3 separate regions of the Mus musculus genome follow, and all the other regions are linked to region 3. The links are chromatin loops, found by intact Hi-C in ENCODE. Cell type or tissue: heart. All regions are shown on one strand.

Region 1 (8,000 bases), 100 kb before region 3:
GGTGGCATGCCTCAGAATGACTTAGAGCTGACAATATGACTACATCAAAAGTCTTTGGATGGCAAGATTTTAATGGCTGAATAATATGCTGGAACAGAGGAGTAATTTCCTCTCGAATGCTAGGATGAATTATTTATGCTTTGACAACATTATGTGTCTCTAAAGCAGCTTTTAGTTATTCGCCACTTCTGGGTTACAGCTGATCCTGCTGCCCATTCTTGTAATTACATTAACCTCTTGACTTTACATGACAAGCTTTTCCTGCAATCTGCGATCAATAGCCCATAACTATACCTCTTTAATAGGGCCATAGTTACACTTCAGTTCAGATACAATTAACTTTTGTCCCCCTTTTTCTTTTTGGTAGGGCATGGGATAAAATGTCTTATTTTAACATCTGGAACAAAGAGACTCATCGTGAAGGGGAAACACTCACACAGGGTCATATGAAGAGCAGTGATTGTATTGATAAATAGGCCAGATGAAGACCTAATTCTGCAAGCACCTGGGATTAGAAACACTGAGAGAAGCAGTAGATATCAGAGCTCCAGATTTGTGTGGTAGCCCTGAAATGTCTGCTTTGATATGCTTTATCAGTGCAGTAGGATTAAAGGCACACAGTGGATTGCCTCATTTCCTATTCAACCTATACCACCTAATTATTGCACAGAAGTAGGGAAAGCATCATGTTAAAGCGCTCAAACATTTCTCACGTTAGTTCAACCTTCCTCTTTGTCAGAAGTCCTTTAGGAATGACATAGTAAAGCCAGGTCCTGCTGGCTCAATCAGGCTGTCTGGGCAGGTTCTCTCATGTCACTAACTTGACATAGCCGTGGGGATTATTTGAACCATAAATATCAGCTAATGCTACACTAGTGTCTGACCCCTCCTCCAAAGGGGGGAAAACCAATTACATATTTTCCTGTATAGCACTGTGTGTATGTGTGTGTCTATGTTCACCACACTACACACCATAGCATGCTTTGTTACACATATATGTGGCCTATATTTTATATAGGAAACAGCCTTATGAAGCTATCTGAGCATTTTATGCTTATATATTTTAGTGCTTCGTGTATATTAAGATATACAAGCATAGACACACACACTCCTCATGGCTATACATTCACTTGAACAAACTTGCGTTTTAGTTAGACTTCAGTTGTTTAAAACTCTATAAGCCTATGGATCACTTTGAGAAACTCAAAGGAAAGCCCACGGAAGTGAAATTAATTCACTTTCTGCTGTAATTCTGTAAAATGAAAAAAAGAACAAAGCTCGTTCGTTACTTTCTACCATGCTATATTATCATGGCCATATATCTTAAAACTAATAAAATAAAACTACCTATTACTAATAGCAATAATTTAGGACCCATCCAGTGTTCATCATAGATAATGCATCTCATTTAACACTACCTTAAGAAATAACTGGTGTCTGCTTAAGTCCTGTCAGCCTGCTCTAATTTTCTTTTATGACACTGTCAGGTTGCTATATTGCAGACAAGTGATCTGTATAATATAAAGTGTGATGCCTATGCATATTACATGATCAGAAAATGAAACATAAAATAACTGTACCTCCTGGGTATGGAATCCGTGGGAGAGACTGAGCACATTGTTACTACCAAGAAAAATGAAGACGAGAGGAAGACTAGAGACTCTCCTCTAGCCAGAGCTTGAGCAGCCCCTATTCACAAAGCAATAGGACCAGGTTTGAATGACTTTTCTTATTGATGGAGCAAGTACCCAACAGAAAGAACATAACAGAAGACGCTTTTTATTCTGCCTCGTGGTTTCAGGCATATCATTGACTGATGGCAGAGAAGGTATGACGCTAACCTGAGCCCAAGTGCGGTGTTAAATACATGTATAATCACTCTACATTAACCATGTTATTTGCTTTAAAACAATTTTATTGCTTTATCTGAATAGGCCCAGATATAATCATTACTTGCCCAATGATCAAATTGAATTATTGAATGGTATTGTTTATAAATGGGAGAGTCGGCTTGAGTGCAAAGTGTTAGAAGGGTCAGGAGAATTAGGCTAACAGTTGGAATTAGTTTAACCTTGTGGAAGTTCTAACAGCTCTTTTGCTCTGGACATACTATCCTAGAGAAGCAGACAGTAGCCTTAGAACTGCTTCTTAGATCGTCTACAGTTCAGAGGATGGAGAAGGTGGGCTGCTAATACCCAGGAACTCCGAATGAGCCCAATACCCTTCCACTGAAACTAAGAACTAGATAACACTAACAAGACTAAAGAGAATGATTAGAGGATCTGCTTCTCTTAGGGGCTGTAAAAGGGCTGTGGATTTTATTGCTTGTAGTTGACGGAAATATAATCCGCTCCAAAGGTAAAGGATGGTGTGATAGATCACTTTGTTGTGTCTTTTGGATTCCTCTAAGCTCCCTTTTGTTTAGTTCAATGGGGATAGCCAATTGTTCTGAGGATATACTATCTAATAAGGTAGTTAAAGTTTACGCTGTGCATTAAACTCTGGTGATGGTCATTTTTCTTTTCTTTTTATGGGTGGTCTGTAGGAGCCAGGAGAGTAACAGTCTCCAGACCCATCTGCATGGAACATACACATTACAAAACATTTTGCCTCTCCATTGGGTCTAAATCACGGGGAAACGAGATCTGGACCCTTTCATGTCGATGAAGTTAAAGGGTTTGGTATCAATCTACAAAAGTGCACTTTGCCAAGAGGATTCAGATTTGTTCAGATCCAATACAGATTCTCCTAAAACATCTGGGTCCATTTCCAGATGAAAAAAATAATCAGCATGAGCTAATGAAATTGCCAGATGTGACTGCTTGCCAAAATATTGTGATGCTTTTGCTGGCTGCCCAGTACGCCAGGGATGTACTTGGTGGGGTGGAAATTCCATTCAGATCTTCCCCTTAGATACAAACTGGCTTTTCTTTTCCTCCAAGCTTTATAAACACATAGCACCCTTGGAGTCATTCATTGTTCCAAAGGGTTCTCTCCTTCGTGGTAGCTAGATAAAATCCTTTATTATATTCAGAATTCATTACTCTCAGCTTTCTCACTGAAGTTATTCATGCCCTCCCCCAACCTCCTTGTCCAAGCTTCTTCTTGATCATTAATGTACCAGTCAACAGAAGGGTTTGCTTTGGGACATCTGAAGTCAGAGATGTCTAGTTTTGATCTCTTTTTTTTGCCTTGGTTTCAGTGGGAATGGTTTGAAATAATCTTTGTACTTGAGAGGCAAAGATTTCCTTCCTGAAGGGTGAATCACTCAGAGAATAATAAATCCTGCTCCGAAGAGCTTGTTTTATGTTACAATTCTTCCCTAATGGGGACATATGACCCCAGTAACCCCCTCTTCCCATTCCAAAGGTACAACCTAAAACCCAAATAAATAACATCTCCCATCAAAGAACTCTGAAACAAAACTTACTTGAAAACGAAAACAATGGAGGCACCGCCTTAAGGCTTACTGTACCAAGCAATGTTTTCAGAACTCTTTCAATCCCAAGCAAGATGTTAAGCTTATGAGGCAAATGGATTGGCAGTCATAGAAGCCACCCTAAGACACTAAAAGCAGTTTTGTCTCATTTTCTTCAAAGATCCAAGCATTGTCCTGACTGGTCAGAGAAGGTTGAAGAATGGGCGGGACTGGGAAATTCCTTTTTCTAAAGAGAAGTGGCATCAGGTATGACTGATGAGCTGAGGGGACACCATGGCCCTGCTATACAGTTCTAGCTGCTCCAAGATGCAAGCCAGCCTGTCTCGGAACCAGAGCCCAGTTCTCTGCCTGAGGGAGGAAGAAGCCACCTCTTCCTGATCGGGCCCCAGAGGTTGACTCTGCCTTTGAAGCAAGTGAGTATGAACTGTCTCTCCAGGTCACTGAGTTCCCACTGCCTGAGAAACCAGGCTCTGTTCTCTCAGGAAGGAGACTGCTACATCAAACAAACCCCAGAGAACCAGGAAAGGACTGTTACTTAGGCAAGAAACCGCTGCAAAACAGACGAGGTAGAGCGTGGCAGCCCTGACAACAGGGCCAAGATCATTTGTGGTTTGTAGTGCGGAATAGTTTTATAAAGGTTCAGCTTGAATAATGGAGTGTTCAACTGTGAGAGGTCAAAGAAAAATAATCCCATGTTCAGTACCCATGGAGGCAGGTTCCCCAAATTAGAAGGGGTCTTAAATTTATTTCTTTTACTTTATATTCCCACCCAATCCTCTCTCTCTCCTCTCTCTTCTCTCTCTCTCTCTTTCCTTTCTCTCCTCTCTCTCTCTCTCCTTCTCTCTCTCTCTCCTTCCCTTCCCTCCCTCCTTGTCTCATTTTTTTGGTTCTTCTCCCCGTTATTATCCTATTCTTTTTCGTGTTAGTTGGCATTGGAGACACTGACTAAAAGTCTATCTTTCCAGTGACATCACCAGAGCCAGGTTTACTTGGTATAGTACCACTGCTGTTCCCCAGCTTGTGATAGGATGCTGTCTGAATTTTCCCACTGTTCATTGAGCATCAAATGTCTTACAGAACTAAACTTTCCAGAATGGAAAAACAACAACAACAACAACAACAACAAAATCTTACTCTGACCTGTCACTTGCTGCAGTATCTAGTTTGTGATGCTTAATCACTAATTACACCTCAAACCAGACCTCTCTCTCTCTCTCTCTCTCTCTCTCTCTCTCTCTCTCTCTCTCTCTCTCTCTCTCTCTCCTGGATACTCTTAAAGTGTTTAAAAGTTGAAGATTCACCCTTATGACAGTGCTAAATTTTCCCTGACGGGCTTGCATTGAGAACACCTTACTTTTCCTTCAGACATCTGGCTGATCATTTTCTGTTCAGACCTCGCTACTGAATACCTTGTAAGCTAAAGGAATAACACTTCTGTTAAAATAAATGACCAAAGCCACTTCAGAAAGCAGAAAACGTCAAACAGCTTGGTAATTTGCAGAGCCCTCTGGCACCCCAAGCGCATAATGGATTTGCAAGTGAAGCTGAAGATGGAGTATATGGCTGTGAGGTTACAATTCTATTTAAACATTTTTCCTTCAAATATTTTAAATTTTGGGAGAAGACGTTAGGTAATAAATAGTCCCGGAGAAGCCACTGTGGTTTCCTCTCTGCCTAGGCAGTCCATATTTCCAAAGAATGCAGTCACTAAATCCATAAACCTGAGGTAAGTTAGTTTAGGTCATAGCCTCCTAGAAAACAAATTGTATCAGCCAGTATAATAGGTTTGTTGGAATCACATTCACAAAGAGATAGTTTCTTTATGGGTTATAGAAATTTGAGGAAAAATCGTGGTGCATCCAGAAATGAACCAAGAGGTCTCTCTTCTGGTGATGGGGCTATTTTATTGAGGGCCATTACCCACTTTGGATTTATAGATACTAACAGAAAGCTGGGGACTATAAATTCTGAGGCTTCTTATTAGAACCCAAGGGTGCTTGACAATACACATTATTAATGATCATTTGCAAAAAAGTATTTTGGGGGGATTTTTATTCAAACAAAGGAGAAAACCACATTAAATATTAGTTCAGTCATATATTACAAAATATTACAGGGCATTATATCCATTTGTGTGCCCATAAATCATTTAACTATGAATACTTAAGAGGAGCAAGAAAGCGATATCCTCTATACGCTCTGAGATAATATTGTCTTAGTATTTGATTACAGGCACTGTGTTCTTAATGGACAGATTCATGCTCTATATCCAGTGTCCAGTTGGAGCTGGGAGAGACACCAGGCAATAGTAACAGAAGGATGTTAGACCAGGATCAGCCAGAGTTCAGGGGTGTGAAATTGGTGATGAAATAGGACTTTACTGGGCATGGCAGGGGTTATCTGTCTCTTTTATTGCATGGCTTCCATTGGTTTTGTTGCAGAGAGAGGGGGGAGGGGGAGGAGGGTAAGGAGGGGGAGGAGGAATGGGAAGAGGGGTACTTTTCTTGGGAGGGAAGTATTACAAATGTTCTTCTTGGTTTAAGGATCTTTTTATTGGACAGAGAAAGTGAAAAGGAGAGTAGTGGTTGCTCTCCGGGAGCTGGAAGAACAATCTTGACTTTTAAACCAAACAGAAAATGTATTCTTTTAGGATAGCTGCAAAATAAAGAAATACATACATACATACATATATACATACATACTCATTGCAATCTGATTGAAGCCTGAGACAAGCTTTGTCTGCCTGTCCTGAATGTAGTAAAAAGTTTAAAGAAGTAAAAAAAAGAGTAGCAAACAAATAAAGGAAGGAAAGAAAATGGTAAGGACTCCTTCCTGGGGCAGAGGCACACTGTGCACGCAGGCTTTTTGCAGTTCAATGGGAAGAGCCTAGCGAGGTCATGGACGCAAGAGTGGGCTGAGAGAATTAACATTTCTGGCCTCAGTATACACTTCTAAATAATAAAAGAAAATTGATCAATCTAATGAAAACCTGCCTCACTGCAAATATTTATAAATCCAAAATAACATTTTCTGAAACACAGGAGCACAAACAGAACAAAACAACCCCCCCCCCAAAAAAAAAAACCCAACCCAAACCAAAAAACCCGAGACTTTCATTCAGATGGTTCATATAATTGCACCCTAGTTCTGGTTTAGTAGGCACAGGCGCACTGTGCCTGGCCATCACGATGCCTCATTCCGTGGTGCAAAGTCTGAGAATTCATTTGCTGCTTGGAGAGAAAAGAGGGATTAAAATAAAATCATTTATGATCAAAAGCAAATTATGGGAAAGCTTTAGAAATTCTTTTACATACTGAACTGAGTGCAGACTTTGTAAATTTGACTGAAGCAAGGAAAGGACGTCAGATATTTATTGAGACAGATCAGTGAATAAAATCTTTGACAAATAGATTGTGTTGGTGGGGTATGTGTGTATGTGTGTGCTTGTATGTGTGTTGTGTATGTATATGTGTGTTTGTATGGTGTGTGTGATATGTGTGTTTGTGTATGTTGTGTATATATATGCAGGGTGTGTATGTGTTTTTGTGTGGTGTGTATAAGTGTATGTGCGTGGTATATGTGTGTTCTTGTGTGTGTGTGTATGAAGTGGATGTCTGGTATGTGTTTGTATGTTTGTGTATATGTGTCAGATGTATATGAGTGAGGTGTGTGTTTGTATGTGTGTGTATGTGTGTGTGGGGTATGTGGTGTGTGTGTGTGTATTGTTATGTCTGTGTATGTCTGTATATGAGGTCTATATATGTGTATGCATTTGTGTGCATGGTGTATATTTGTGTGTATATGTATGCAGTGTGTGTGTGGTATGTTGGTGTGTGTGGGCAGGTATACATTTGTGCATGTGTCCCGTACATGTGGTTGCCAAATGTAGAACTCAAGTGCTGTTCTTTAGGCACCATCTTCCTGTTTGTTTGTTTGTTTGAGGGCTGGGGCACTGATTTCCACTTAGGGTTTGCTCATTAGGCTACACTGACTGGCTGGTGAGGCAAAACTCTCCTTGCTTCTGCTTCTCAGCATTGAAATTACAAGTGTGCCCACCATGCTTGGCTTTTTTCTGTGGGATATGGAGATCGAATGGGTTCAGGGCTGCACGGGAAGTCCTTTGCCCTCCTTCATTGCTTCCTTCCTTAGTTTTAAGGCAGAGTCTCTCTCTGAGCCTGGGGCTTGCCCTTTCAGCTGGGCTGGCCAGGGAGCTCCCTAGCATCCACCCGGTTTTGGGCTCTGTGCCGTGGCTACAGCCTTCTCTTGCCATATTCATATTTTTCTGTGGGTTCTGGGAATTCAAACTCACATCTATATGATTACATAGTAAGTATGTTACCCATTGAGCTATCTCTATAGCCCCTTGCTAAATTAAGAGTTTTATATTTAATAAAAACATACTGTTTATACCAATGGTTCTTAACCTGTAAGTCACGACTTCTTTATTTCAAGGATCACCTAAGACTATGGGAAAACTTAGATATTTACATTGTGACTTATAACAGTAGCAAAATTAGTTATGAACTAGCAACAAAGATAATTTTATGGTTATGGGGTCACC
Region 2 (8,000 bases), 240 kb before region 3:
GTAGTATCGACACATTCTCAGACCATGATAAATGAAGCTAGTGTAGAGAAAAATCGCACCGAGGAAATTGTGGGTAACTCATTTTCTTTCCCAACCTCCGATGCTATGGAACCACTTAATTATCCACGTCCTTATCTGTGACCTTAATACTTGATGGGGCCAGTACAGTTTTTATTTTAGGTTAAGATAGGTTTAGAGAACAATCATAAAAGGTATGGGAGGAAAAAGAGGGGGAGGTTGCAAAGCCCTATTAATTAATTTTTATGACGAGGTTTCACAGCAGCATTGAGTTTTTCCACTTTAGTGAAAGTAGTCCTCTGTATCTGTGTGATGTTTATAAAGCTGAGATCATGGAAAGCCATCGCAGGTGCTTAAAAACCTGCATTCTCTGAATTCACCTCTGTAGGGTGCTCCTTGCAGGGGGCAGAGGGTGTGTGCTGAAAATGAATGAAGGTAGGGGAATCCACACTGCACTTGTGAATAAATAACATGTTATTAGCTGGTTTTTATTCCAGACTCTTATCTTTAAGTAGCCTTCATTGTACTGTCCGGAAAGGAAGTGGCTTGTGCAGTGCCCAGTCCTGCCTTCTTGAAATGTTTTTGTTGTGTTTTCTATTTGAGTCTTTTTGTAACCATAATTAGGGAATAACTGCTAACCAATTTTGTGTTAGCGTCTGGACACATTTTCATTCAGTTGATTAAAACAGAGATCAACACCCTGCCCCCACCCCCCACCCCCACATATGTACACCCTCAGATTCAAAAGTAAGTGGTAGTATGTCCAAGTTATGGGGGACAGAAGACTTGGAGGTCAAAGCTGACATGTAACAAGTTGCAGTTATCTGCTGGAAGCTGGGATTCTTCCTTTTAAAGACATTGATGACAGCAGTGTTTTGGAAAGGGGGACAGAGTAAGGTGGATCAAGATAGTGCCTCTTACCCTGAGATATTCCGGTAAACTTTGATTGCGCTCTACTCGATCACAGGAGTTTTAAGGCAGTGTCTTTTGGACACATAATCAGATTTACCAGTGAGCCTTGAAGAGAAGCTATGATGCTGGGTCTGTGGCTGAGTTGGCAGAATGCTTACCTAGCAAGCAGAAGGCTCTGGGTTTGATTGATTGCCATCCCTCCATAAACCAGGCATGGTGGCACATGCTCGCAATCCCAGCACTGAAGGAGATAGAGGCAGGAGGGAGAAGTATGAGAAATTAAGACTACCCTCCTCTACATAGAGAGTTTGCCTGGGTTGCATTAGGACCTATCAGTCCATGTCTTGGGTTGATTGAACCTGCATTTTAAGCCAGGTGATCACCGCCACCTCCTTCCTGCCACCCCACCCCGACTTCTGCCAGCAAGGAAATGCCTTCACATTTTGCCCTATTGTTCCTGCAGTGATTCATGTTTGCTTTTCTTTTTCTCCTTCCCTGTAGCTTGCAAAATTGGATATTACAAAGCTCTTTCCACGGACGCCTCCTGTGCCAAGTGTCCACCGCACAGCTACTCTGTCTGGGAAGGAGCCACGTCCTGCACCTGTGACCGAGGCTTTTTCAGAGCTGACAACGATGCAGCCTCCATGCCCTGCACCCGTAAGTGGTTTGCTTGTCTCCTGTCTCCTGTGATGCCAGCAGCTCTCATTACCACCTAGCAGGGTGCTGCCAGGACTTTCTCCCAGGATAACCTTGCAGGGGGCAAATTAGATATCAAGCACGCATCCCCTTCTATCATAGCAGGCGAAATGCTTATGAAGAGAAAGCCTCTTTCCACTGTTTCTGGTTGCCTTCAAAATGCACAGCTGCCAACTGACTACTTTGTGGAGCAGAAATTGAGTGTTCAGGTTGTTTGACAGTGTAATTACAGCTGAGAATGGAATTTATAAATGGCTTTACCATCGCATCAAGGGCTGGGGGCAATTTGACAGGCACAGGAGAACTAGGTAGAGGGCAGGGTTTGGAAATGTTTCGGGCCTGAAGAAACAGCTTAGAGTACTCTGAGGCCATTGCTTTGGTTTTCATTATACCTCTTCTTTCTTCCCTCAGAGTTTGGTGTCCGTAACACTTAGGCCGGGTCTCTAATAAATGCCTAATTCAGATTAGGCACTTAATAAGTGATGGATGGATGAATAGATGGGGTTGGCAAGCCTGGCCTGACTCCAGATAGGAAAGTCTCACACTTTCTTTGGACAGTGTTCCCAAGGTATTGGCATAGACCCCACAGTGCCTGTGACCTTGACCAAGGCAGGAATGATGGGCCCTGTGCATTTCCCTCATTTTGTACAGTTGAAGACTGCCTTTTAGGGCATAGCCTGGTAATGTGGCTTACAGAACTTCAAGTTACAGGGCTTGTTTCTCAGTCCATGGTTTACTAGCAAAGTGACTCCTTAGTCTGCGAAGTCGTAGTAATTTTCCCATCTGTTGAACAGAACTAATAATAACATTTGCTATATATCTTTGTTCTGGAAAGCATTGCATTTTGAGATTTAGGGGATTTTTGCAATATCTGCGTACACACAAATATTTGAAATGAAACCCAGCCATAAACCTGAATCTCATTTATGCTTCATAGCTTGATGGCAAGTTCACACAGTACTTACACTGTGCCTCTATTTTGATTGCAGCCATTCACGTGACATCAAGTATCCCCCTTACTACATCACTCCTGCATAAACAACATCACGTTCAAGCCGGGCGTGGTGGCACACGCCTTTAATCCCAGCACTCAGGAGGCAGAGGCAGGCAGATTTCTGAGTTCCAGGCCAGCCTGGTCTACAAAGTGAGTTCCAGGACAGCCAGGGCTATACAGAGAAACCCTGTCTCGAAAAACCAAACCAAACCAAAACAACAACAACAAAAAACAAAAAAACCTCTCATTCTAGAGCACTTTGGAATTTGGCGAGGAATACTTCCTCTCTATCTCTCTGAGGACTGTAGTTATTATATATCCTCATGGTGGTTGTATATCTATAATGTGCGCAACAAACAATTCTACTTGACTTATTTTAGATTTTACTATTATTATTTATAATTTTGATCTTGAAATACTATAAATTCCAGATGGACCAGCCCGGGCCAGCATCACTGAACATAGAAGCCATTCCTAGTTTTTGAGCACAATCAAGAACCACCAATCCTTACTGGGAGAAAGGAGAGAGGTTTCATTCAGGTCCATCTTAGACTTGTGCTGGAATTACCATCTCCTCTGGATTAGCTTTTATGACAAGAGAATCTACTGTGGTGACAACCTACAGTGGCAATATAAACTGTGATGTAACACTATATGTAGATTATGCCAGGCACTTTGGGTAGGTGATATAAACACTATGTAGCTGATTGATGTGCCCGGCACTCTACACGGTAAACTTGATCACCTGCTCACGCAGTGACATGTATTGTAGGTCTCCTTGGTTTAATAAACTGGGAAACCGTTAGCTCTCAGATGCCCCTGACCAGCAGAGGAATGGAGCTGCACTTCCTGAATACTCAAGTATATATTCCTGGGCTGTTGTTTCTCTTGCCTGGTGTCCCAGATCAAGCATTAAACTTCTAGAATTAAGGAGTGCAAAGGGATCTAATCTAGCCTTACATGAATCCATAGCAGTAAAGGTCTCTTAACTACTCCCCTCCCCCCCCCCCACACACACACACACTTTTTTTTAAAGTAACCATCCCCAGGCTAAGTTCTGTTTCTGCATGGTCACCACCATCTCTATCCTGTTCCCTTCCTGATTTCTCTCTCTCTCTCTCTCTCTTTTTTTTTTTTTTTTTTTTTTTTTTTTGATTTGGTTTGGTTTTTGGTTTTTTAAGACAGGGTCTCTCTGTGTAGCCTTGGCTGTCCTCGAACTCAGAAATTCGCCTGCCTCTGCCTCCCAAGTGCTGGGATTAAAGGCGTGCACCACCATACCCTGCTTCTTATTGCTTTGTAAACCTCTATCTTGAGTTTTTTAGCTGGAAAGTAGTGGTGGTGCACACCATTAATCCCAGGGAGAGAGTCAGAGAGTTCAAGGCTAGCCTGGTCTTTAGAGTAAGTTCTATCTAGTACACCTAGGGCTACACGGAGAAACCCTGTCTCAAAAAAAGAAAAAAGAATCCTGAGCTTTTCAGTATTTTTTATTCTGTGTTAATTGGTGATTTAAGAATGAAGGCCCTGTCTCTGTCTGCAGGCACTACCAAACAACAGTCCCTGAGTGGTGGGAACTCGGCACAAGAGCAGGCTTAAGAGGAAGTATTTCGGGCTGATGTTTACATAATGGCCCTTTATTTGTATGAGGAACCCCACCTACTCTCACAGAGACTCCTTCCTTCCTTCTGGGTAAGGTTTGAGAGCAGTGAATGTCAGGAAACTTAACCAACATTGAACGGCTTTTTATCCTCTGGATTCTGATTTGTTGTCAAGCATATTCTCTTAGGCCCTGTGCCAACATAGTGACTGTCCCTCGTGCTTGGGAGTGTAGGGCATCTCCAGAGATTGTCATATGTGCGTTATGCTGGGCTGTTTGCAACTGCACCATAGCTATGTGAGATCTTATAGTGCTGAAGAAATAAATTGTTAAGATATATCCCAAAGACGCGAATGAAAGCAAAAAAAGAAGTACTGATTTCTTTTTTTTAACCTCATAAACTGAAACCAAAATTTGTTAAAAAATTGATATGACTTTCCTGTCCCATCCTTTGCCCCTCCCTTCACCCCCAACCCCCTAGCCCTGAGATTGTGTTCCACAAGATTAAGGAAAAAGAGTTGTGAGCTTTCAGAGTGATGAATAAAGACCAGCAGGGGTTCTTCCCAGTCCTTTAAATTGCCTCTACTGTTCGCCCTGAGGTCTTGTGTGTCTTGTGTGCCCAGCTCAGCTTGCGGGCTGACCATCACTGTATCCTGCTGGCTTGCTCCCCAGGGCTTCTATGAAGACAAAATAGCTCTGATGACAGGCTCACCGAACTTCCCAGCCAGCCAGAGCTCCTAACACTATCCAAGTCGGGGTAGTGACAAAGAGTTTTTTTATGTCCTTATCTGTGAAAGGATTCTCACTCTTATTCTTATGGCTGTTTTTTTTTTTTAAAAAACAATTAAGAAAATATTTGTGAAGGTCTGACCGACACACGGTAGGAATCTGAGAAGTGTTTGTCTCTCTTTTATCTCTAGTTGGTCTCTTCCTTGGCCAAACCACCTCTCAGGGAAGGGACACCACTTTACTTTCTCTCTATGCTAACTTGTGATTATTGTCCTGAGTGACTACACAATTCAGTTATTCAGTGGCTACATTGCACCTCAGGATCACTGAGGTGGGACACAAAATCTGACTTTTAGTCTCATGCAGCTAAGATGGATATCCCATCTCTACAGAGTTAGATGTACTCTATGAAGAGTCTATGTCTGAGGATCTCTCCCTTTCTGTTGGCTATAGGCACACATAGTGTTAAGATTTATACTCAGTCGCTCATTTTTCCAGACCTGAGTAGCCACATGAGGTTGCTGCAGACACTGCTAGATACACAAGAGAGACATAGAGATTTCTAACTTTGCAGAAAATCCCATTCTGCCATGCGCTTGAGTAGATGGCTCAGTAGAGGAGGAAATAGTGGGAGTTTCTCAATGAACCTCTTGTTCGCATATCCCACAGACAAATCCTCCCCATTCCCGACTTTTATCGGCTTCTCTTGACAAGATGTGGCGATGGAAGGGAACATAAACATCAGGGGATCCTTTCAAACGGATTCCAGCCGCTAATCAGTTCTTCCCAGTTGGTTAAGCCAGGTGACGAACCCAATTCCCTTGTGCTGACAGCCAAGATAATCAGGCACCTTCTTTGTTCATTATGCTGTCTTTAACCCAAGCATTCTTATGCAGGCCCGCATTTAGTGATCGCTCACTGTGACGGCACTCTAATGAAGAAATAAAACACACTCTCTGAGACTCATTCTTCTGGCCAAAGTGAGACTCTGCTCCACTGGCTTGTAAAATCAGATTTTTGTTCACTTGGGGAACAATTAGACCAGGTAAATACAAGTCGTACCAACTAATTTTGAAGGAGACACCTAAAAGTTCACACAATCCACACACCTGGAAAAAATTAAGAGTTTGGAGGACTTTTGAGGGAACCACCAGTGTTAGTCTAATATGAGTGTATGTGGTTCATGCAGACTGAGATGTTTCAGTCTGAGTATTTAAAAATGAAGTAGTCCATATCTGTTCAAGAGAAGGAAGAAGCCTAATGCTAAAGGTTGACACTAGTATTTATTACTATTATTGTTGTTGTTATTGTTGTTATTCCTTTCTTCTTCTGGGGATTGAACCTCAGGCCTTGCTAAGCAAGAGCTCTACTGTTGAACCAGACATCCAGCTCTTTGTAATTTAATTAGAGATGAGAATCTTGTTAAATTATTTGGGCTAGCCTCAGTCTCCTGATCTACCTACTTCATCCTCCCAGTTATGATAATTCAAGATGGGAGGTGGGTGCCACCAGGCCCAGCCAGAGCAGTGTTACATACACTTCACATCACTGTGGAAGAAGCCCTGGGAAAGCCACTTATGGGTTTGTAGAACTGAGGCCAGGCCTGAGATTCTGCATCTCTGACAATTTTGCAGGTGACCATGTGCCTGGTGGGTGAACCAGCTATCCATGAGTCATAGGTTCTCTGTCTGAAGGGCAGGAGCTCGGAGATGCTCTTTCATGCCTGTAACTTTCAGCTAGTGGAAAACTCTAGAAGGGTATTTCAAGGACCCAGAACATTTGCTCTTAATGAAAATCAAATAGTTCATTTGTCCTCCTTCTGAAAAATAACCCAACCCAGTTGGAGGTCATATAACCAAGTCCCCTCACTGTGCATGCTTTTGGTTTGGATTTTTGTGGTTCTTTCAGACTCCCTATGGATTGATGTCAGAGAGCAGAAATGTAAATGCGTCTCCCACATTCCCTCACAGAACTTGATCAGAGGAGACAAGCACTGTAGTTTTCTGGCAATGTTGCCTGTAGACAGAGAGAGATAGGCACCCAAGAAAGCAGTGAAGCTGAGAATGGAATTTGCGGTCATCACTTTTTGTTCCAAACAGGAATTAATTAATTATTTAATTATAGCTTTTTTAAAATTTATTTACTTTTTTAAGAGAGGGTGTCAGGTAGCCCAGGCTGGCCTTTAATTCTCTCTATTGGCTGAGAATGACCTTCAATTCTTTCTTTCTTTCTTTCTTTCTTTCTTTCTTTCTTTCTTTCTTTCTTTTACTTTTTTTATTTTTATTTTTTTTTTTTTAGTTTTTCGAGACAGGGTTTCTCTGTATAGCCCTGGCTGTCCTGGAACTCACTTTGTAGACCAGGCTGGTCTCGAACTCAGAAATCCACCTGCCTCTGCCTCCTGAGTGCTAAGGATTAAAGGCGTGTGCCACCACACCCGGCTCCTTCAATTCTTTCTTGATCCTCTACCTCCCAAATCCTGGGATTATAGCATAGCAGGAGCCACTCCCCCTTCCCCATGGTATGGCTTAAAAAAATAATAATAACAATAATAAATGCACATTCTGTAACTACGAAGCTACCTAGCCCCCGTTCCCCTCGAATTTCCCTTTCCCTTCTAAAATGCTGTCTGGCTTTCTTCAAGGTTGGAAGGCTCCCACGCAAGAACAGGAAGTCCTTTATGACCTTTGTGTTTAGCTGGTGTTCAGTGATTGTACTGAGGAGGCTGAGCCAATGAATATTATGTTTAAGGAAACTGTTGCAATTTCTGATACACTTCAAAATATGTAAGCAACATACCTCATGAAGGAAGTCATTAGCTTTGTATAAGAAAAAAAAATCTAAAACCACAACTGTCATTTTGCTTCTTTGCTTAGCCCTGTTCACAGAGTGAGTCTCTATCATCTTCACCTGAAATATAAATCCTTGCTTTTCTGCTCTGTTTCACTTGTTGGGTGAAACTTATCAGTGTCCAAGATCAGAGGCGCTCCGCAGATGAGAAATGGTAACTTTTCCATTGCCAACTTGAAGGGTCTCTGTGCATCTGTCTGTGAGTAAATG
Region 3 (8,000 bases):
TTCAAAGGTATTTCTTAACACTGAAGGGATTCAAAACACCATGCCATTGGGCTTTAATCTGAATGCAACAGAAAGAGGAGCCGGCAGTCTCTTTGTCATGAGTTAATAAGCAACAAAGGAAAAAGGGGGGAGGGCAGATTAGAATACCTGGATTCTATCCCTATCCCTCACTTTGCAAATAATTAACTGGGTTTGAGCAAGTTACTCCAGTATGAGCCTTTGCCTCTCCAGGTGTATAATGAGGGATTTGGGAGTAGAGGATTCCTTTTAGCTGACCTGGAATGATCTCAGTGTAGTAGGAAACTATTGGGATGCATTGTTTATATGTTAAATCCAGCAACTTTGTGGGAAATCTTCAATATTATTATGTTATTAGTATTGTGGAGTGGGCTTGGTTTCTAAACGATTTATATTTTGATTGGTTTATTTATTTATTTTTTCTTGATACAGGCCTTCACTTTGTAGTAGTCCAGACTAGCCTGGAACTCAGGGCCATTTTTCTGCCTTATCCTCATAGGGCTAGGATTGTAGGCCCCTGTCAGCATGCCCCATCTTTAGATACTTATTTAAATGAAATCCTTTAAACGGAAGAAAGTGGAAGTAAACTGGAGAACCATTGTTACTTCTTGACAGACCAGAAAAACTGTTTATAATAGCCTATCCACTGTCATGGTGTAAGTAACATGGAATCTAATGTAAGCTTCGCAAAGCAACAATGTACTGTTAGCAACTAGTCCTGAGGAAGGTCCAGTGTGCTGGATTTAAGGATCCCAGGACTCACTGGGACTCCTCTGTGCCCTTCCTTGTTGCTGTTATCTAAAGAAAAAGAGGGACAGGAGAGATGGCTTAGCATCTAAGAGTACTTAGTGTTCTTGCAGAGGACTAGAGTTTGGTTCTGAGCATCTACCCACCAGCAGCTCACAACTGCCTTTAAGTTCAGATCCAGAGGATCCAATGCCCTTTTCTAGCCTCTCTGGTCATGCTAGCACAGGTGAACATACACACAAAGGCACAGGCATATATGCATAAATAGAAATATAAGAGGACACTCCTTAACAAGAGAAAGAGTTCTTCTAGAGGCTTTTGTAAAAGAAGACACTCACTTCCAGAATCGTATTGCCAGGTTAATTCTGATTGGGTAATAGCCTTCTCTTGGAGCCAATCACTGAAGACAATAAGATCAGATAGGAATTTAAAGGGAACCAGGACATGTTCCTGGAGGGGAGGGGAGGGGAGGGGAGGGGAGGGGAGGGGAGGGGAGGGGAGGGGAGGGGAGGGGAGGAGAGGGGAGGGGAGAGGAAACTTCCATGCAAAGCATATGCCAGAACAGACAGAATGAAGCATCTCCAAGGAAACACTGCCCTGAAGGAGGGAATGTGGCCTACAGAGAACCACACAGCAAATGCCTAGGACTCAGAATCAAATATTAGTAACACAGAACTGAAAACAATTTCAAATGACCCCTTATCATAACAGCTTTAGTATTAAAAGTGACTTGGAATTTATGGAGGGAGCTTTAGTATATTTGCTAGAAAAGGCAATTAAAAGGGGTGGGAATGACTTTCAGGTTCTAATTGTTTGTTTTGTTTTTGTTTTTTCTTTGTGACAATGTATCCCTACATAGCCCTGGGTGGCCTAGAATTTGCTCTGTAGCACAGGCTGGCTTTGAATATTTTATTATTTTATTACAGTGACAGAATTGTGACTAATAGACCAATCCAACTCACACCTTTGTTTGTACCTGGTGTGAAGGTTAGTCTTAATTTTCAGCTGGATGAGACTTTAGAACCCTCCTGGAAACACTTCTGGGTCTGTCTATGGGGGTATTTCCAGGAAGGTTTCACTGTATAAGAAAGACCCCTCTGCATGTGGGCAGCACCCTAAATATGGGTGGTACTATTCCATGGGCTAACCTCTTGGGCTGCATAAAAAGGAGAAAAATTACAGAGCACCAGTGTTCATTCTTTCTTTTCTTCTTCACAGCACGTGCAGTGTGGCCAGCTGCAGTAAGCTCTGTGGCGGTTTGAGTGAGAATGACCCCCCCATAGGCTCATCTATTTGAAGGTTTAGGATCCAGTTGGTAGAACTGTTTTGGGAGGATTAGGGGGCATGGCCTTGAGGAGGCGTGTCACTAGGGGTGGGCTTTGAAGTTTTAAAAGCCCATGCAATACCCAGTGTTCTCATTCTGCCTCTTGCTTGTGTATCAGATGTAAGCTCTCAGCTATTGCTCCAGGGCCATGCTTGCTGTCATGCTCCCCACCATGGTGGCCACAGCTCACCCTCTGAAACTGTAAGCAAGCCTCCAAATACATGGTTTCTTTTATAAGGTGCTCTGGTCAAGGTGTCTCTTCATAGCAATAGAACAGTGACTGAGACAAGCCCTCCCACCATGACTTGCTGACACAGTGGACGATACCCTCAGACCATGAGCCTAAATAAACCCTCCCTTTCTTAGGTTGCTCTTGTCGGGTAGTTTTCTCACTGCACTGAGAAAATTAAGTACTATACCTGGCTAGCTCACTCACTTTCAGCTCAAACCTTACTTCCTGGCAGACTTGCTAGCCTTTCTACTAAGGCCACGGTGCTCAGTCATGTGCTCTCACTGGGGCTCTTTGCTTTCTGTATATCATCCTGACCTCAGTGCATCTTATATATTTGATGATTATCAGATTGTCTGATTTCCTCAAGAATCCATAAGCTCCATTGAGCTAGGATGTGTCTGTTATGGCTTACCATTAATTCTAGAAAATCTGGAAGATAATAAATACTGACATGAATACATAGCTAGCTAATGGCAAAATTAGGTAATTTTGGTAAGGAGTAGGCATGACATTGAGTTCAATTTATTTGCATATTGAATACAAGAGAGTGTCTCTCTGTGTGGTTAGGGTTTAGTAGATATTTCTTGGGCTAATGCAATAATTGCTAAGATTTTACTTTGTCGTCTTAAAATAATTTGTTATGATGGTTTTGGTTCCAAGAGAAATTTGGATATACACATATTTCTTTTTAAAAATAGCTCCAAGAACCCAAATTAATATTAAATTCACAAGCATGTCTATGCTCCATTGATTTTAAAGTCATTTAAGCCATTCTATCTTAGACCGCGCCTACGTAGTTAAGAACTCAAATTAGATCCAGACAGTAAAAGAAAGTATCACAAGACAAAGATACCTCATGGATTTTTAAAGAGGAGCTCAGGCCTTCCTTTAGTTTGTGCTTGCCTAATTTTGACAGCTTTAACAAGCTTGGCTGTGTGCACATTCAACTCTGAAAATTAAAAGGGAGAAAGAGCATATGAAAGAATGGACGAAAGTTTATTATACATAAGGTATTAAGACTAACTGTCCAAAAGCAAACATATGCATGAACACATGCGCACACACGTGTGCTCACATGCACACACACATGCAATATACACATGCATGCATGCACTCCACACTCAGGACAGAGAAGGGCAAATTTCCGAATCTAAGGACGTTTATATAGTGTTAAATAGGTAATTATTGTTAAAGTGCTTTTGACGCCTTAAGAAATGACCAATTCAACTTCTGGTGCAGGGAAGGCCTGGTAACTGTCAGAGTGTTTCAACTCTAAATAACTGATTAACCAAATTCCAAGACTCAGTGAGTTTTCCCTCAGGGATTTTCAGTTCTTGGCGCTCTGCGAGGACCCATTCCCTTGGGGTTGCAAATGGCCAACATTCATTGTATTTTCTCAGCTAACTTTCCTGCTCATAATAAAAGCTAGCAGGGCTTCCTGTTCAGCTTCCCTTGTTTGGGTGTTGTCATAAAACCGTAGCTTTCAGTTGAGTGTAGAAGCAGCGACAAACAGAAATCCAAATTATGAGGAAGTGATTTTTCTCATGTCAAGGGTTGAATTTAAAAGTGGTGTCTCAAGCTGGTGTGTTGTCTTCACCCATGAAATGATGATGTGAGGGAAATAATTTAAAAATATTTGAAGGGCATGAAATGCCAGCAACATACCAGGGCTAATCTTACTCTTCTCATTAATAAAGTGGAGGGGCCATTTTTCCTATTAATATAATGATAGAATATTGTTAACTATTCTGAGTACAAGCACTGGGAATAATAGTTTCATATAAATATTAACTGAATAAGCTAAGGGTCATCTTACCAGGTATCCATGGTTTAGGTAAGCTGAAGATGTCAAACACTGAGTTGAATGAAAGGAAATTACATTTTGCTATGCTCATAGCAGAAACATTATGACTCATTGGCCTAAGATCGTTGTAGAATTGTTCTGCTGTTTTTAAAAACAAAACAAAACGAAACAATCCTTATTTATATTGCTGTCTGACCCAGAGCAATTAAGGATAATGGCTTCAAAGAAGATTGTGTTATCTATTATTTGTCATTTGCTGTGACTGAGTGGCACCTGAGCTCAGCAACTTCAGTGAGGAAATGTTTATTCTTGCTCATGGTTTCAGCCCAAGGTGCTTGGGCTGCCTTGCTGTTAGGTTGTGGTGAGGCAGCCAAGGAGGTTGGTGAGTACGTGCGGGAGTAAAGCTGTTGTCCTGGTGGCAACCATGAATCAGGAAGAGTCGAGGGGCAAGATAATGTTCTTCAACGTCACACCCAGCTAGACTTCCTTCAGCCAGAGCCCTCCTACCAGCCTGTTCAATGAGATGATCCATCAATGTAGTTAATGGTCTCATAATCCAAGTATCTCTCGATATTTCCACCAGCTCGAAAGTAAGCTGCCCAGAGGGGAAAACCCCACATCTAAAGCAGAGCACCCACTGTAGTGATTGTATGGACCTGGGTCATGACTGAACACAGTTGAATTTCTTTCCAGTCTTGGATCTGCTTCAGTTGCCACCCACATTGCAGACGTTATCTTCTGTGCTAGGTTGTGTATCCTCCTATAGACATCCTCTCTGGTTAATAAGACCTTGGTGTCCAATTCTATTGAACATGTACATTTCTCTGTCAGATACTCATAATGACAATGCATTTAATCCTTTTAAACATAACAATAGGTGAGCAAAAATGCTCAGGTATTCTGACAATCCCTCAAATATAATACAGACGAAATGGTCAGTATTTTGAGTTTCCAGTACAACTGGATTGTGCTGACACTGGAATTGGGAGCCAATTAATGTTGCCCTTATTAGGCCTCATCCTGGAGCTAGAGGAACAGAATGTTCTCAATGATCTGACTTCTGCATGGGGACATGGATTATGTGTTTTCAGTTGCTAGGGAGAATGGACTTCCAGAAAGTCTTGACTGCTTGAAGTTTATAGCATGTAGCTTCTCACCAACAAGTCAGGTACTATCCAAAGTTAAGTGTTTCAACAGAGGCTAAGGGATTCAAGTCGCCCCAGAAAGAAGGAACCTCCTAGCACCTCTAAAAGGCATGTGAAAGGGAAGAACCTCAGAGGTGTGCAAGGTGGACATCACCACGTAGGCATGAGCCAGGGAGGAGGGGCCTCATTCCTACCTTCTTTTAATAATCTGCAGAAGGAAGCAGATATTTTGGGGCTACAACAGGAGGCTATTCTTAGCACCCAAGTTTAGGGAAATGTCAGACCAGTGTGATTTATAGAAGGAAATGGTGGAATTTGTATTGTTTCTTTTGACTTTTTTTTTTTTTGAGATATTATCTCATTATGTTGCTGGCCTTTATCTGGCTCTAATCCTCCTGACTCTCCCTCATGAATATTGGGATTATAAGTATATTCCTTTGCTGCTGGCCAGTTTTCCTTATGTGAATATTGAGGCCATAATAAAGCTATCTTAAGAGGAAAACAGCAGTCTTCTTTCAAAGCCTTCCACATATGTTTGGTAAAAGAAAAACAGCAATGTAAAACCACTGAGCAATCTGCCTACCAGTGGAGTTAAAATGCTTTTGGTATAAGACACAGGTCACTCACATAAGTAAAATCAAGCAAGAAATGCTCTTTTTTTGTGTGTACCCTTCAAAAACATCTATAAGCACCCAGAATTTTCATTGTGAAACTTGCTTTTTTTTTTGTCATAAAGCATTTGTTTAATGGGAGGACATGGGAACTCTGTTTGAAAGCCAAGATACATATACATACATACATATATAATGCATACATACATCCCTTTTAAAATAAAGAAATAATAAAGATCAGAGTGTTTCTAAGTCAGATAACATAAAAATTTGGGGGCAGTTTTTTTCTTCTTCTTCAATATTCACCTAGTCTCATTACTTAGTCATTGTTTCAAATTCTTTTAGAATATTGTCCACAGTGCAGAGACTCCTCTGCGGGGGTTAACTAGTAGTGTTGGGGTCTCAGAATGTCCAGGTAGACAGGCGAGAGTCCAGAGGTTTGTGTCAGCCTCTGACAAGCACCGGAGTTTTCCAGAGATGAGGTGAACTCTGACTGCACTTCGAGGTATCTGGTCTCTAATCTAACAAGTCCATCATGCTGATGTATTAATTCCTAATGATTTGGGAAATGCTGAAAGGGACACAAGCTGGGCCTCTGTCTTCCTGGCTAATGCTTTTACACTTGTCTATTGTTCTCTGCTTCCTGCTCCTTTCCAATATTGTAATTAGGACCAAATTTAGATGATCTTTATATTCACAGAACAAAGAAGTTTGAAAGACAGTAAGAGATAAAATTGTCAGTGGTAATGCGAAATGGATTTGAAAGTCTCACTTTGGAAAGTTAAATTTAATGGGTTGCTAATATATGATCAAACAGCATACACGTTCAGTGCAGGGATGGGTCATCAAACTGTCACCCCTGGGACCAATCTGCTTTACTGTTTTCTTTGGTAAGTAAAGTCTCACTGAAGCACAGATGTTGTGGCTATGGTTATAGATTGCATATGGCTGCTAACTGTCTGAAATGGCAAAGTTCAGTAGTTGGAAAAGAAAAGTGGGAGTACTTTTTATATACTGTTGATCTCCCTCACCCACAAAATTGTGGTCCCCCACTTTAAACATCTCTATTTATTTATTTATTAATTGATTGATTGATATATTTTTTTCTCTCTGTGGTGTGTTTGTATATGTGTGTGTGTGGCCAGATAATACCTTGAGGGAGTTCATTCTTTTCTACCATGAGGTTCCAGAGACTGAATTTACATGGTCAGCCATGGCTTTGGTGCCTTTACAAGCTGGTCTCTATTTTTTTGCTATATTTTGTTACCAAATTACTGTCTCAACCACAAGGTATAAGATTATGGGGTGAGGGTAAAGCCTAATTGAAGGCTTTTCTATTCTCTCCTCTGGGTATAGTTTGCATGTAAAATGTCTCCCACAAGCTCATCATGGTTTGAGCACTGATTTTCTTGCTAGTAGTGATGATTTTGGAGGCTGTGGAACTTTTAGGAGGTGGGCTTAGCTGTTGGAAGCATGCTACGAGGGGCAGGCTTTTGAGTATTCTATCCTGGCCCCTGGTTTTAGCACTCTGCGTTCTTCTTTTCATGCTATGAGTACTCTCCTTCCCTCTGGCCACAGACTACATGTCAAGGAATAAGTATGAATTAACTAGCTGAAAACCACTTCTTCAATTAAAAAATTTTATATTTTTTTATTTAGTAAAATTTATTTTAAAATCTATAACTCAGTATTGGCATTTTAAAGTCAGCAAAATAATTTATAATAGTTAAATGCCTCTTAAATATACATACTATCTTCTGAAGCTAAAAGTAATATACATTCAACCAGTGTTTAAAATCTATTTGGTACATTAAACATGATAGAAGTAGAAAAAAAATCCCTTATGGAGTCTTCTATGAAAGGAAATTGTGAAAACTACTAGACTAGACAGAAACTGCTCCATCTCAAAGGGAGAATATGCAGTGAGCCACCATGTGGTTGCTGGGATTTGAACTTCGGACCTTCGGAAGAGCAGTCGGGTACTCTTACCAACTGAGCCATCTCACCAGCCCCCTTAAGTGTGTTCTTAAGCTGGTAGTGTAAGCTCTCTTTAGTTTCTTTTTGGAGGCACTCAGAGCTGAGTTTTCCTCTTAGCACTGCTTTCATTGTGTCCTATAAG

What was found. Hi-C counts contacts between places; a loop is a spot of excess contacts. Peaks named below come from ENCODE experiments on the same cell type or tissue, not always from the same donor. Only the 100,000 strongest peaks of a DNase experiment are listed, where the experiment ranks them.
Region 1: it touches region 3 in a loop (2.2-fold over the local background); 2 of 42 quality-filtered maps call a loop at or near these places.
Region 2: a loop joins it to region 3, with 2.4 times the contacts of the local background. A loop is called at or near these places in 2 of 42 quality-filtered maps.

Annotation. Positions count from the first base shown.
Region 1 is chr1:77,302,728-77,310,727 of GRCm38, reverse strand. No RefSeq gene overlaps it. Among named protein-coding and RNA genes, the nearest start is that of Mir6352, 190 kb to the left of the region's middle. In heart, no CTCF peak of the experiment used is centred here; no DNase peak of the experiment used is centred here.
Region 2 is chr1:77,438,452-77,446,451 of GRCm38, reverse strand. Epha4 (Eph receptor A4) reads left to right here. Exons shown (of 18, transcript NM_007936.3): 4 at 1,432-1,587. Among named protein-coding and RNA genes, the nearest start is that of Mir6352, 54 kb to the left of the region's middle. In heart, no CTCF peak of the experiment used is centred here; a DNase peak (open chromatin) is centred at 4,241.
Region 3 is chr1:77,198,893-77,206,892 of GRCm38, reverse strand. No RefSeq gene overlaps it. Among named protein-coding and RNA genes, the nearest start is that of Mir6352, 290 kb to the left of the region's middle. In heart, no CTCF peak of the experiment used is centred here; DNase peaks (open chromatin) are centred at 3,692, 5,162 and 5,352.